Regions from separate parts of the Homo sapiens genome. Here region 2 is linked to region 1. A link is a loop called in an ENCODE intact Hi-C map of the cell type or tissue named here. Cell type or tissue: Caco-2. All regions are shown on one strand.

Evidence for each region. A loop is a pair of places that touch in the nucleus more often than their neighbours do. Peaks named below come from ENCODE experiments on the same cell type or tissue, not always from the same donor. Only the 100,000 strongest peaks of a DNase experiment are listed, where the experiment ranks them.
Region 2: a loop joins it to region 1, with 26 times the contacts of the local background. A loop is called at or near these places in 2 of 110 quality-filtered maps.

The regions. Positions count from the first base shown.
Region 1 is chr5:9,614,292-9,622,291 of GRCh38, reverse strand. No RefSeq gene overlaps it. Among named protein-coding and RNA genes, the nearest start is that of TAS2R1, 12 kb to the left of the region's middle. In Caco-2, no CTCF peak of the experiment used is centred here; DNase peaks (open chromatin) are centred at 651, 2,764 and 4,884.
Region 2 is chr5:9,512,507-9,520,506 of GRCh38, reverse strand. All of the region lies in intron 1 of SEMA5A (semaphorin 5A), which reads left to right. SEMA5A-AS1 (SEMA5A antisense RNA 1) reads right to left here. Exons shown (of 3, transcript NR_109935.1): 3 at 2,421-3,935. Among named protein-coding and RNA genes, the nearest start is that of SEMA5A-AS1, 5.2 kb to the right of the region's middle. In Caco-2, CTCF peaks have their summits at 3,684 (motif pointing left) and 6,455 (motif pointing right); a DNase peak (open chromatin) is centred at 3,716.

The sequences.
Region 1 (8,000 bases):
TGCCATTCCAATATGAACTCCTTCTCCTTTCAGAGTACACAAGACATTTTACAGGCCATTGAACACAAGCACGTGCAGTGATTGAAATACAGCAAAACAAACAAACAAACAAACAAAAAAAACCCAAGTCCATGGACATTGTCTTTAAAAAGAGTTTACTTTGAAACTCATCTTAAGGGTCAAACTCAAACCTAAAAAGCATATTTCTTTTCTTTTCTTTTCTTTTTTCTTTCTTTTTTTTGTTCTTTTTTCTTTCTTTCTTTTTTTCTTTTTCTTTTTTTTTTTTTTTTGAACAGAAGGTGCTTGGAGCAAATGATCAGGGAATAGAAACTCTAACCCCTCGGGGCATCAAAGTTGTGCTTGATTGCCTGTAGTAAAGAATTTTAAAGACTGATTGAATCATTCGAGCTCATTCAGAGTGAGCAAACTGATTACAGATGGCATGCTTCCAGAATGTTAAAAATAAAAATGTCTTTTCGGGTGGGACTGGTTTCCATATCTATAGCTATAAACCCTCTAAGGCACTCTCAGAGGGCTTATCTTTGGTGATAGCTGCCCTTGCCCACGTATGAGTTTAGCCAGGGCTTAGTTCAGCTAGCTCAGCTGGCCAACTTAAACTGAAAATGCCACACATTTTTCCCATGCTTTGTATTTTGTTACATTCCAGGTTTCCACCCCTGCAAATCGCAGCCGCTTGGTCAGCTTTTGCACCCAGATCCACTGGAATGTGCGGAGCAGAGCTTGTCAGTTATAGGCCTGAGCCTCACTGCTTCTAAAGAATTCCCAGAGGGATCCCAAGGATGAATGGCTATCTCCCTGCTTTTATAGGAATAGAATGGACTTCTTGTGAAATGACTCTCCAACGTGTTTGGAGAGTCATTTCTTGTGAAATGAATAGATGGACTTCTTGTGAAATGACTCTCCAGTGTGTTCTCTTTGGGGTTTTAAATCGTATTTGAGAGAGCAAAAATAAAGTACAGCAGAACAATCTGGAGAAACAAGCAGGGGCTTCCTGGGAAAGTGGCTTCAGGTCCACAGGCTGAGCCCTCCCGTGGCCATGGTCAAGCAAGACCCAGGCCAGGCCGCTGCTGCCACTCATGTGCAGAGAGTCACGATCGGGAGTGGGAGTCCCAGAGTAGGGCTCACACAGGACTGCAAGAGTGGGGACTTTTACTTTTTTTTTTTTTTTTTTTTTTTTTTGAGACAGAGTTTCACTCTTGTTGCCCAGGCTGGAGTGCGACGGCACAATCTCAGCTCACCGCAACCTCTGCCTCCTGGGTTCAAGCGATTCTCCTGCCTCAGCCTCCCGAGTAGCTGGAATTACAGGTGCCTGCCACCATGCCCAGCTAATTTTTGTATTTTTAGTAGAGACGGGGTTTCACCACGTCTTCCAGGCTGGTCTCAAACTCCTGACTTCAGATGATCCACCCGCCTTGGCCTCCGAAAGTGCTGGGATTACAGGCGTGAGCAACCATGCCTGGCGTTTTTACATGTTTAATAAGATTTTTCTTCATTTCAAATAATGTAATAATGAATAACAAGTAGTGGAGAAGAAAATAATCTAGAATTCACCATCTTAATAAATGAGCAATTTTGATTTGTCCATGTTCCCAAACACTGCAAATAAAAATATTTAATTTTGGCATCATTATAATCATGGCAAAAGTGTATTTTTATGAATTTCATTTCACTTCTTATGTTACATATTTTATTATTGATGATTTTACTGACTACAAGATATTTTATTGAGCTGATATAGCAGAGAACTCAGAAATGGAGCAATTTATAAATATTTGTTGAAAATATGAATTAATAGATTTACTTATCAGCTTCCTTATTTAGGGGCATTGAGTTTGTTCCCATTTTTACTATTATGTATAATATGTAGTGGGCACCTTTGTGGATTTTTTTCTTACTCTTTACAATTTCTCTAAGAAAGGTTCTGAGAATGAGGATTACTGGATCAGTGGCTATGAAATACAGTGGCAAATTTATTTTTATTGGAATTGTATGGATTTGCATTTCCACTAGCTGTGCACCAATGTGCTGGTGTTTTATATCCTGGCCAACACTGCTGGTTAATATCTTATTCTTTAACATTTGCTAATTTAATAGATGCAAAGAGAGAGACTTTAATTTGCAAATCTCTCTCTTAAAATAATTATCCAGTAACTTTTGCTTTTCATCTTCATTTTTTAAGCCTTTTTCTTAGGACCTGACATAGAACCTAATTAGCTTTTAAGTTTTCTCAATAAACCTCAGCAAGTTAGAGACCTACAAAATGAGCATGTGAAAGATTCTGCACCCACTGTGTCCTGCCAAGATTACCCAAGTCACTGGACCTTCCACATCTGCCCTTGGCATGCAGCTTGGCACATGGGGGATGCCAGTGCATGCTGGCCAGGGTGGCCATGGAAGGAGACAGAAATACTCCAAGAGGCAGAGCAGAGGCCAGAGACTTGGGGGCGGCTTACAGCAGACAGAGATGGCTCATAGCCATAAGCATGGGTGTTTCAGAGAGCGATGTTACTTACTGCAAGTCCTCCCTGGAGGTGTGGTAAGATTGGCAACATACCTTGTGTGTAATATGGTTTGGGCTCTGTCCTCAGCTCATCGCAAAGATTAATTGAATGAATTTCCAAACAGCATGGAGGGCATCCTTATTTTCATCCTCAGGTTCCAGATAAGAAGACAGGGTTACTGGAAGGTATAATTTGCCTGCAATCACTCAGCCATCAGGATTCTGGCTCAGGTGATCAGATTGCACAGTCCCTGCCCTGAGGGCTTGTCGTTGCTGGGCTGGGCATAGGGAAACAGACCCTGTGTGTGATTTCTTCAAAGTCTTGACACAGATAGAAAGTCAGGAATATGTTAAATGATTATACCTTGTCTCCTTATTTGGTTTCTTTAGAAATTAATATTGAATCAATAATACATTAAAGCACTCGTGGTGATGATGATGATAATGTGCTTTAATTCACTTGATCTTTATATTTTAAAACCCTGAGTCCCAAGGAAGATGTTATTGGTCCCATTACAAATAGGGAATCTGAGACTCAGAGGCTGAGTGACTGCCACAGCCACGGTTTGAACCTAGGTCTTCAAACTCATCTGTACCATGGGCTGAATAGCAATGTTGACCTCCTAAGGGTATTGAGGGTCAAATTCTTAGCACAGTGTGTGACACACATTATTATCAATGACAGAGGAGATAGCTGAAACCATGTTTGCAAGAAGGTGAGTTGGAGGCTTGGGAAGAGGATGGTAGATGGGTTCAAGGGAACCTTTGCTTCCTGGGAGATCACAGATGAAGAGAAGGAGCCCCTAGGAAAGGAGGGATTGAGTAGACCAGAGAAGTGTTGCTGAGGTTTTCCTGGAGCAGGGGTGGATGGGACTGCAGGTTCTTAAACTTAACCAGGAGAAGAAAAGAAGAAAGGAGGTAGAGAGGAAGAGCATGTTAAGGAGCTGAAGATGGAGCTGTGGTAACAGCAGCTTGAGCTGAGCCGACCCGAGACCAGGGTTCAACAGCACTTGGGACATGCGCCCATGCTCCGACCCACAGAAAGCCTGGAAGTTTTCACGTGCCGTTCACTGGTGAATTTTACAGTGTGGAGGGCACTGAAGTCATGACATGGAGGGAACAAGACCTGGGATGAGGGACTGGACTAGGCCCCCATAAACATAGTTCTAATACTCCATGTTCCCAGGACCTTCCCATCAGCAGGGCAATGATTCCTGCTTCCTAGGGTTCCATTTTTCCTGCGTCACGAGTGTCCTTCTGGGCATAGGTCAACGTTTTTCTGCTTGCATTAAACTGGGAGAAAATCAGAGAGAACATGTAGGAGATGCCTTTCCTAATTGTTCTTGATCACTTTTCTCTCGATACGATTTACATTTGGGGCTGGTCATTCTTTGTTTTGATGGGAGCAGCGGCAGGGGCTGTCCTGAGCATTGTAGGATGCTGAGCAATATCCCTGGTCTCTAGCCACTAGATGCCAGTAGCACCCTCCCAGTTGTCACAATTAAAAAATGCCTCCAGACATCGTCAAATGTCCCTGGCAGGCAAAATTGCTCCCCCCACCCCACCCTACCCCTGCCTTTGAGAACGACAGTGATAGAGGAACTCATTTATTTTACTTTACAAATGGACCAGTAAATATGCAGACTAACAATTTTATAATTAAGTAATCTGTGACCATTGTATTAATCATATAATTAAATATTAGAACATGGAGTTTCTGCGATATCACTTTCTAGATAAAACTGTGTCACTTGACCAGAATCAAACTTAGTCAATGTTTGTTTTTCTCCCAGAAAGTTTTCTCCGGACATGTTTTCTCCTGCTTCCTGTTCAAAACCATTGTTTACTGCCTGTAAGAAACAGCTGCTCTATCCCCAAAGTGACAGCATTTCAATAATACCGAGTATGTACATGTGTGCTGGGATGCTGTTGGTTTAGTAAATTTAGGGAGTAGAAAATTCACAGTGACATTTGAACAGAAATCTCAAGGGAAGATCAACGGTCTATGGGGATTAAGAAGTGTACCTCTTCCTTGTATTCATAGTTTTAAAAAGCACTGTTTTCAAAGCTCAAACAGAATGATTTGATACCCTGATTGCCTTCTGGTGGCATGTACTAAATGGGGGTGGCTGCAGAGGAAGAAGAAAAGTCTAGAAGCTACTCTTCCACAGCATATGCTTGTCTGTGTTAAGGGTCACTGGTGGTCCAGACAGTCTTCTGAAGAGAGTCTAACAGTGTCTCCAGTACGGCCATCCATCAGTACTTTAGACAGATGTAGGGAAAGGTCAAGCCAAATAGGCAGGCTCTCTAAGAGGAGTGTCATTCCTTCATCTCCTTCCTCCCTGTGTGTGTGAGAAGACACAAGGGGCCGCTCTAGGAGCTGGGGACAGCCCTCCCCTGAGGAGAGATAGAAGCAAGCCTTAGGGACTGTGCCTTATGTGATTGGAGCCTGCTGAGCCTCACTGTGCTCAGAGCCAGAGATTAATTACTCTCAGGCCACTCTATAAGCTACGAGAAAAAGGAGTCAGGAGGAGAGCTTGTGTGCAAGGAGTACTAGTGGAACAGGGAATGCTGGTGTAAGGAGGGAGGCTGGTGGAACAGGGAATGTTGGTGTAAGGAGGGATGCTAGTGGAACTGGGTGACTTTGTTTTTAAATTGTTTCTCACTGTAATGCTAGTAGGACTAGGGTAGCCAGCTGAGTTAAAATGTAAATATAAATCTTTACCAGAAATATAAAATGAGTATTGATAGAACTTTGGGGCAGGGGAAGTCTTTCCAACCTGGACATTACAATCAGAAACTTCATAGGTCTGATTACATAAAAATTTAAAACTATCTCTACAGGGAAATAAAATCTCACCATGGTAATAGAACACTGGGGCCGGGCATGGTGGCTCACGCCTGTAATCTCAGCACTTTGGGAGGTTGAGGTGGGAAGATCACGAGATCAGGAGTTCAAGACCAGCTTGGCCAACATGGTGAAACTCATCTCTACTAAAAATACAAAAGTTAGCCGGGCGTGGTGGCGGGCGCCTGTAGTCCCAGCTACTCAGGAGGCTGAGGTAGGAGAATCACTTGAACCTGGGAGGCGGAGGTTGCAGTGAGCCAAGATCATGCCATTGCACTCCAGCCTGGGCAACAGAGTGAGACTCTGTATAAAAAAAATTAAAAAAAAATAAAATAACATTGGGAAACCACCATAACATATGTAATAGAATTACTATAAACATAATATGAACTCTCAAAAGCAATGAGAAAAAGACAAGCCTGCTCAACACAGTAGGCAAAAGATATGAACTAGGCAGTTCCAGCAAGATGAATAAGTACATGAAAATTAGTAAGAAAAATAAAAACTAATACAACAATTAAGTAGTGTCACAGTTGACCGGATAGATAACAAAAATGCAAAATAATGAAGTAGCCAGTACTGGTGATGGTGTGGGGGTAGTAGGAACATCATGTTGGGGGAATTTTTAAGTCAAGACTTTTTGAGAACTATTTGCTGATATATCTAGAGGTTTGAAATCTTTAATTCTTTAACCTAGCGATAGCCTATCTAAGTATTTAGTATCAAGAAACAGCAAGTGCCCAGCATCTAAATTTAGAGAGCTCTGTTACGTGGCCATTTATGAAGGCAAAATGTGAAAAAAACCTAAATGACCAGGGAAGTGTTTAAATAAACTATAGTAAAAACATACAGAGCAGTCTTCCTGCACTAATTGAAAATGTTAATAGTAACCTACATTTATTGACATGAGGATGTTTATAAAATATTTAATGCAAAAATGACAGTATAATGCAAATATGATTTGTGTAAAAAGCATACATTATATATACATGTATATATATATATATACATGTTTATATATGTGTAAATGTGTAAGAAAGATGGAACTGTACAGACCAAAATATTAACAGTCTTTAGATTTGCAATTTAACCTAACAATCTTTAGATTTGCAATTTAAAATGACTCTTTTTCTTCTTTATCTGTATTTTCTAATATGTTTACAAATGACGTGTGTTACTTGTGGAACAAATGAATAATAAAGGCAAAAGAGAGACTCCTTCTAACTTCTGCTGTGTTTTCTGCCTCCTTTTCCAAGTCTTAGAACTTGTCCCTGTGTCAGTGACTCTCCATTCACCTTCACACTTTCTGCCTCATTCAAAGCTGGACCCGTTGGAGGATTCCTCTAATCCTCATCCATCTGTCTCTTCCTCTCTCATTTTCCAGCATTCACTGCTGCCCAGCTGTTCCTGGTGGGACCCAGCTCCTTTGTGCTTCTGGGGCCAACAAGCAAGTTCTGAGAAGTGGAATCAAATGGAAGGGAGGTTTTCCTACCAGCAGTTGTTGTAGATTTATACGTCAATCTGCCTCAGCGCTCTCCAGCCCCACACTCTCTGTTGTCTTGCTTTCTTATTTAGAATAAAAATGGTACTCTCCCTATAGTTAATAGGGTTAAATAAGATCTGAGCTCTGGAACCTCTCTCTCTGCTTTCCTTACTTGATCTGCATGGCACACAGTGCCCTTCTTGCAAGTACTAGGACACTCCAATCCCATTTCTACCTCAGGGCCTTTGCACTTGCTCTCCCTTTGCCCAGAACACACACAGTGTTGCTCTCTTCCTTACCTACTCAGGTCTCTGCTCAGATATCACTTTCTTGAAAGTCCTTCCCTGACCATCCCATCTAAAGCAGATGCCACCTCCATCATTCCATATCCACTTACCTACATGTATTTTTCTTCACAGTACCAATCACTACCTGACAATAAATTATACATTCAGTTATTAATTTGTTTTATACCTCGCCTTAGCTAGGAGAAAATTGCCATGGGAGTGAAGACTTGGCCTTCATCCTTACTGTAGCCATAGCTTTTTGTTTTGATGTTTAAAATCTGGTCTGTATTTTTTGGCAGAAAGAGTAAAAGAGGATAATAGTAGAAATTGAATTAGATAACAAAGAAACAAAATCTACAAAAGCAAAACATTTTTTAAAGAAAATCTCATAAAATAAACTAAAAATACAAAAAATTAGCCGGGCTTGGTGGCGGGCGCCTGTAGTCCCAGCTACTTGGGAGGCTGAGGCAGGAGAACGGCGTGAACCCGGGAGGCGGAGCCTGCAGTGAGCCGGATCACACCACTGCACTGCAGCCTGGGCGACAGAGCGGGACTCCGTCTCAAAAAAATAAATAAATAAATAAAAATAATACTCTTCTGATAAGGCTTTTAAATGAAGAAAAGGAAGACAAAAACAAATTATATGTGTGACTACAAAGGAGACAAAACAGATGAGGTACAATGTTTTTTAAATTAAAAGTGATTACACTGACCAACCACATAACAAGAAACTGAGAGATTCTGCTGAGACGAGAGGCCTGCTTTCCCCTGTGGCCTCTTTGGGGGTCGTCTATCAGCAGTGGGTAGAGGCCCAGCTGGAGGTGTTTGCGGTCTAAAGCTTATGCAATTTGTAAGCCACTT
Region 2 (8,000 bases), 100 kb after region 1:
TGAGCTCCTGTCCTCCCCCTACCCACCCTCACCTTCTAAGCCCCTCTGACTCCGCCCCAGTGCCCTGTCCTTCAAGAGGCTCACGTTCCCCTCACTCCATTTCAGCGACTCCCTCCCTGCCCTATTCCCAGCACGCCATTCCTCTGTTCTCTTCTCCATCATCCTCCATAGGTTTACTCATGTATTTGGTGGTTTACCTCCTCCCGTGGAGTGTGGGTCCCACGAGGCAGAGCCTTTGCTTCCTTCACTGTATGTCCAGTCCTGACAACAGTGCCTGGCCTGGAGTAGGTGCTTAGGAAATGTTGGACTGATGAATGATTTGTAGGAGGAAAGGTCACAGCACTTGGAGAATGGTTCTGTACCTCTGAGGTTACAATTTGGGGGTGGGAATGGCTGCTGCTAGGCCAGGTGAGGGGCCTTCCTGAGGTGCCATGGCTGGAAACTATATCACTTGGCTCTCTTTGGCTTTTCCCATAAACTTGTATTTCGAGAATTGTGGGATTCAATGACACTCCATTTTTCACTTTGCTTTACACAGGTCTAAACTTTTGGTTATTGTATGTGTTGTGACAATGTTTCAGAAGCACATTGTCTAGGAGTATTAAAATGGTTTTCAATCAGAGAAATATGTCAGAGTTCATTGAAAACATACCACTACAGCAAAAGGAAAAAGGAAGGCTGATGAGGTAAGAGAAAGCACTGGACCGCGATCCAATTTACAGACTTGAAAGGGCAGGCTGGGTTGGTCTGAGCTGGGTCTCAGAGTGGTTTTGGCCCTTGCTGGTTTCAGCACTTAATTGTGTGGATTTCGTAATACTTCACAGTTACGGTTTTCTAGTTCTTGGCTTCAGCACATGCATGGTGATGGGAAACATATCTAAGGAATTTTTCCTTCTATTAAGACATGGAGGGCTCAGTGGCAAGCTGTAAAAGACTTTCTTCAGCATTAATTATGTGGTTAGAGAAAATAAATGAGCAAATTAGAGAATTAGCACCAAATTAAAACGAAGCTGGATTGGACACAGCAGCTAGTTCAGATTGTTTTTGCATTTTGGTGATAAAAAGATTTTTCTTGCTTGTCAACCCAGCATTGAACAATGAAAAGTTTAGGGACATACTTCGCTGTTGATGCCATCTGAAGAAAACAGTATTAAACTTAAGATTTTTTGTTTTTTAATTTGGTCAATCCATCAACAATGTGTTATGAGTGCCAACATTTAATTGGGAAAAAGGTTTTAGAATTCTTTTTCTAGGTTTTAGTTGAAAGTGGGATACTCACCTAAAAAAAAGTCACAACCAGGATGGCTCTGCAAATGATATTGGCATTTATTTCCACACTCCGTCAGTATACAATAACAGACTGATGCCTTAGCAGCTCCATGTTTTACAGAGAAAGGAAGAAAACTCACCACAAACACACAAAATGAGACAAAAACTCACATAAATATGCTGGGAAGAGTGGAGCTCAAAATTATATTTATGGCTTTATAATATGCCATAGTTATTAATTTAACCCTGATAGTGATAATTCAGGTAGCAGGTATCCCCAAATGAGTCTTTGCTTATCAAGCTTAAAAAAAAATTTTCTGCTCTTGCTTGGAGTGAAAAAAAAAATAGGTGAAAGATAAACATGTCATTCTGGGCTATAAAAGTATCACTGAGATTCATATTTTTAAGGAAGTTCTTTACTCTCTTCTGTTTTGAGTCAGCATCTCCTCTGTTTTTTAAAATAAAGTGGTCATTTTCTCCTTATGGGGTTCCATTAAGATCAAGCAGTGCACAAGCTCGTCTGAAAAGGAAGTAACATCTGATCTGAAAGTGGGGGAGGGATACAGGAACATCAAACAGATAAATGGGAGAACACACAGAGAAGTTGCTTATGGCAGTGGAATTGGATGGAAATTTCTGGGCAGTGAGTAGGTTGGCATAATTGGGTGAAGTTTTCCTGCTTTATTTTCTCTCCATAAATCATGTGTACATTTATTTCAACCTTTAAATAGGATATCCAGAGGACCAACTTAGTAAACAGATAATAGCTGGAAATTTTGAGATCATTCATTCAGCTTCCTTAGGTGTAAATTAAGTGTTTTAGACAAAATATGCATTTCTTAAATCTCTAACATTGGTGATAGGCCACCTACTGACCTTCCAAAGTTAATTTACTGCCAAAAGAATATGCCTTTTACCTGAGGAATTAGCTGGCTCAGCTAAGGGCCCATTTTATCATCAGGACACATAAAATTGTAGATTTAAATGGAGTCACAGCTAAATAACCGATTTGTAAAAACATAATTTAACAATTCTGTAGCAAATCAAACAATTTATGATGGTGCATGAGCAAAGCACTCACATTATGTCTTCTGCAGATCCAGCTCTTCTTGGGGAAGGTTTCGGTGGATTTTTTCATCGTTAATTTTTTTGTTTTTTGGTGGGTGAAATAGAGTTGTTCTGCTCTTTGTGAATTGCAAGTCATTTTCAACGTTTTTGTCTGGTTTCCATAGTTACTACTTACGCTTTTGGAAGAGAAAGCAAATGTTTCTTTTAATGTGATGAGGCAAATCGTTGCTTCTGTTGGCCTTTTTCACCTGTTGCTACCATAAACCGTGACCAGAAGGGAGAACAATCCTCTATGTTAGTTTTCTGTGTTTTTTCTTTCTAAGTCTAGAAATTGAGTCACTATGATTACAGGAAAGCAGACTGGAGAGGGTCGGCTCATTGGTAAGGCACAGCCCTTAGATGCTTTTGTGACATTATTTTCTTCATAACCAGCTAGGAAAATAATCTTTATAAACTTCATAGGTTTAGTGATGCACAAAAACTGATCATTTTGCAGATTAATTACATTAAAACCCTTCTCTTAGTCAAGGGATTCCAAATCATCACTAGCTTCATTAATTATAAAAATTAATTTCAGTCAATTATTTGAAAAAGTGAACTACAACAGGTAACTTCTTTGATCTTGTTTGCACTCCTGGTGTTTATTCCACTGATTCTCCAACCTAAAGGCACAGAGGACCTGGGGATTCTGTGGAGATGCAGAAGCTGGTCCAGGGGTTCTGAGGTGGAACCTGAGAGTCTGCATTTCTGTTTCCAGATAATACTGATGCCACAGGTCCTGGGACCCCACTTAGAGAAGTGAGTATTGATGCCACATGCACTTTCAGAGCAACTGCAATCCTTGGAGCCAATTCCCTTTTCCTTCTGCAAAGACATTTAGTGAACAGACCACATGAATTTAAACTTAATTTATGGTTCTTTAGAAAAAATGTGGCATTCCCCATAGGCTTCACAGAATTGGTTTCTCTGTTGGAGTTTTGGTAGTTCAGTAGTGGCCACAAGGTGGGCTTGCTCCCACCCACTCCGGACTGGACATGTTTTAGTTTGAAAAGAACAGATCGTACTTCCTTGACATGGATGTTCCAGTGTTAATGTCACTGAGAAGAAAGTAAACACTCAGGGATTGATATGATAGTCATGAAGTGCACTGTGTTCACATTGACAACCTTCTATACTTTTGAAGAAGCCCATGTGAGAATAACAGGATTTGGTAGAATGTAGAGATCCTTTTCAGCTCAGTGGTATTATTTTGCCACCATTGGGATAGGATGTAAATAATGGGTGTGTTCTTTAAGTAAGAATGACCATGGATCCCTGGTTCCTAAATGCCTCTCAGTGCTTCCCCTGTGTCCCAGAAGACGCTGCCCCCATGTGGCTCCAGGATGGCCCGTGGTCACTGCTTTTCTGATTCTCATTGGTCTTCCAGTTGCATGGGGAGGGGAGCCAGGCTTCTTGCACACAGATGCGGTTTGATACTCTTCCCTCTTCTGGGGTTCCAGGATGCTTTGATGAAGCAACGTCTTAGGAAATGGCTCTCTCCTTGTAAATGGTCAACCCCTTTCTCCACACAAACTGTCGTGTCTCTTCACACTGGTTCCCTGGGGTGGGATGACAAAGGATTCTCTTGTTCATACTAAAGTGAAGACAGTTTTCTACATTTTAAAATTTTGTCCAGTGGGCGTTATAACCTTCACAGCTGACTATACGGGTAGTTCACTGTGAGAGAGTGTAGAAATGGTAAATAAGAGAAATCTCTTTTTCTAGAGATTCTAAGTGCTGCTTCCAACGGTGCTATGAAATCCTTGCCATGTGTACGTTCCCTGTTCTCCATGTGATGGGCAAAACTCCTGCTCTTCATGGACAGCAGGTGTGTGTGTGGTGTGTGTGTATACGTGTGTATTTATGTGTTGCGTGGTGTTTGCGTATCTGTGTCTGTGTGTGGTGTATACGTGTGCAGAGGTATGTATGTCATGTGAGTGTGTCTGTGTATGTGTGTGTGCATGTCTGCACACCTCTGTAAAGGCAGGGTTCACATTGGACTCAGCAGTGCCTTGCACAGTGCTTTATATACCGTAGGTGTTCAGTAAATTTGTTCAGTTAAATTGAATTAAGCACATGGTACCTGGGCTATGTTTCGTTCAATAAAAAGAGATTGTTTTTGCACTGATTTCACAAATGTCGTAACTATATTCAGATATGAGAAAATGATTTAATAAGAGAAAAGTGTCCCTGTCCCACTTTCATTTATGAGGTGCTACGTGGGTGGCAGTTGATGGAGAAGTGAGATGTCCTATGGGTCTCCACCTTGACTAGGGAACACAGTTTGGTTCTTAGCATACTATTTTTTGGGAAGGTTAACAAATTAAAATCCCATGATTAAGTGAATTTCAGATTTTACACTGACATTAAGCTGTTTTCTTCTTCATCTTTTTCTTATCAGTTGCTCTTAAGGAGCTGGATCTGACATGTAGCAGCACCTTCCTGACAGCTGCTATTCCCGGGGACTATCAGGTTAGCTGCATTACCCTTTGGACTGGCCGGGGTGTGACAGAACATATCTGTCATTTGTTAGCAGCTGCAAGCTCTTCTGTTTGTGTCATTCTTATGGGGTCTAAAATTAATTGGGAACATTGCACGTTCTCCCAAGTTCTTTGCCAACTCCCCTATTGCCATAACCATATTACACATGCATTTTTCACACTTATTTCAAGGTTCTCAATGAAAATTTCTTAACGTCAAATTAAGCTGCCCTATGTTAACTTTTAAAGGCATTTTTAAGTTTCCGTTGCATGACGAACTAGAGATGGTCCCTGCCTTCAGATGGTTGGACTTACAGTTTTTGACTTCATGATGGTGCTAACATGATATACATTCAGTAGGAGCTGTACTTTAAATTTTGAATTTTGATCTTCTCTCAGCCTAGTGATATATGGTGGACACTCTCTTACCATGCTGGGCAGTGGCCATCAGTCACAGCTCCGTCAGCCACTTGATCACAAGGGTAAATGTCCAATACTCTACAGTGGACTGAGTTGCCAAATGATTTTTGCAACTGTAGGCTCATGGGAATGTTTTGAGCATGCTTAGAATAGGCTAGGCTAGGCTATGATGTAGTTTAGTATATTAAATGCTGTTATGAAAATACGATTTAAGTGTAGGAGAAAAACATTTTGAGGAACATGGCTTTAAACTTTTTAGTATTCTCTGTTGACAGAACGAGAGAATTGCAGGATCCCACCCCACAATTTTTTATCCATAAGGTTAATGATGCATGGAGCTGAGGATTAAGTTTGAGTGGAATCTACACTAACCAAAACTCTTTTTAAGAATGATCTTTTTGAAGGAACCTTAGCAAGCATATTTTCATTTGCAAGGTGATTTAAAAGTAACAGTTGACTCTCCATATCCATGGGTTCCAAGTCTATGGATTCAGCCACCTGTGGATCAAATATATTTGGGAATAAAAGGGTGGTTCTATCTGTACTGAACATGTACAGACTTTTTCTTGTTATTTCCTAAGCAATACAGTATAACAACTATTTACTTAGCATTTATATTGTATTAGGGATTGTAAGTAATCTAGAGATAATTTAAAGTACATGGGAGGATATGCATAGGTTATATGGAAATGCTACACTATTACATATCAGGGACATGAGCATCTGTGGATTTTGGTATGGGGAAGGGTCTTGGAACCAATCCCTCAGGTATACTGAAGGATGACTGTAGTTCTAAATGATTGACATTAAGAGGTTAACCTCTGCTGCTGTGGAGGGTGTGATAGTCCACTCCAAAGACGTCCCTGTCCTAATCCCTGGAAGTTGTGAATGTTACCTGACATGGCAAAAGGAATGATGCAGATGTGATTAAGTTACGGGTCTTGAGGTGAGAGATTATTCTGCATTGTCCATGTGGGTCTTAAATGTAATCGTGAGAGTCCTTATAAGAGGGAGCAGAGGAAGATTTGCTGCAGATAGAGAGGAAAAGGCGATGTGAAGATGGAGCAGAGAGAGAATTGGAGATGCCCTGCTCCTCCCTTGTAGATGGAAGGGAAGCCCTAGCCCAGGGAGGCAAGCAGCTCTAGAAGCTGGAAAAGGCAAGGAAGGAAACAGATTCTCCTCTATAGCCTCCAGAGGGAGCAGGGCCTCGCTGAGGTCTTGATTTTGTCCCAAGGAAACTCGTTTTAGATTTCTTACCTCCAGAAATGCAAGAGAATAAATATGAGTTGTTTTAAGGCACTAAGTTTATGGGAATTTGTTACAGTGGTCATTTGTTACATAGGAAACTAACGTTCCACTCCACTATCTCACTAGTGAGCTTTTGACCTAAGAGTATTGAGTTTTAAAACATAAAATTAATGTTTAAATGTATAATGAGCCTGTATGAAGCTATAATTGCTATAGTAATTCAAATAAGGGGATAATTAAAACGTAAAAATATTCTGAAGTCGACTCTGGGGCATAGATTGTTAGGAAAGGCTTCAGAAGTAGATGGAATCAGTGAATCTTTAGTTGCTTGGCATTTTAAGACACAGCTCTGTATTGTACCATCTGTTTTGTGTGAGGAGCTGCCGCCGCCACAATATCATACAATCACTGGTTGTAAATTTTGTTGAAGCCATTATGATCTCTTTCTTCCCAACCTTTCCTCTCTTTTCCCTCTGTCTTCCCCTAAACACAAACATGTGTTCCAAGTGGTTGAAGTTTTCTGGAGAACCACTGTATAAGCTGTGCACATTTTTGATTTAATGAAAACTTCTAAGACATCCTGAAAAGAAAAAGTGTTTTTCCTTTTAAAGAAATTTGATGGAATCTAGAGGATTTGATGCCTTTTTGGGTGAAATCCAATGATAGGATTCTTTGCTAGATTATTACTTTTTCACTCTGTAAAGTTTTCTGGTTTAATACTATTATCGGAATGAATTATTAACATCCCTAAATTTACCAAGACACACATTTAATTCATGTGATTGTGTGATTCTTTTTAAAAAAACATATCTTGAGATGGGATATTTATTTTCTTGAAAAATTTTAGTATGAAAATTCACATCAACATATTATATTTACTCTAGTCCTCAGCTTGCATATATATATATATATATTATATATATATATTTGCATCTCATTTCAGCAAAATAAGGCAGAGCATTTTTTGCAACTTGGATTTGGCTTCCTTTTATTCTTCGTTTTCATTAATGCGTTCCTTGCTTTGGCACAGAACTCTATTTGGTTTGCAACACTCTAGGAAAAATGCTTAATTACTGAAAAACTTTGAAATTCAGGAAGAACATGCAGGGGAGCGTATTTGTTCAGGTCACGTTTATGTGACTTTCAAGAACAGATAAAAATAATCTGTAGCTAAACCAAATTGGTGCTTTCGTTGAAAGGATTTGGTTGTCAGTGGGACAGAAAGAAATGGTGGTGTCTAAGGCTTCCTTTAATTTAAAATGCCTTAAAAGGAAAAGCAGGATGCATAACAGAGCCTCTGCTGGCATGGGATCAGGCTCTTCTTGAGATCTTTCCAGAATACTCAACACCGTGCAGCAGAATTGAACATTAATGTTGACTTTTAAAACCACTCCATGTGCACTGAGAGACTGCTCAGTTACTATGAACATCTGATCTTAAAAAAAGAAAAAAAAAGATAGAAAGGAAAATAACACC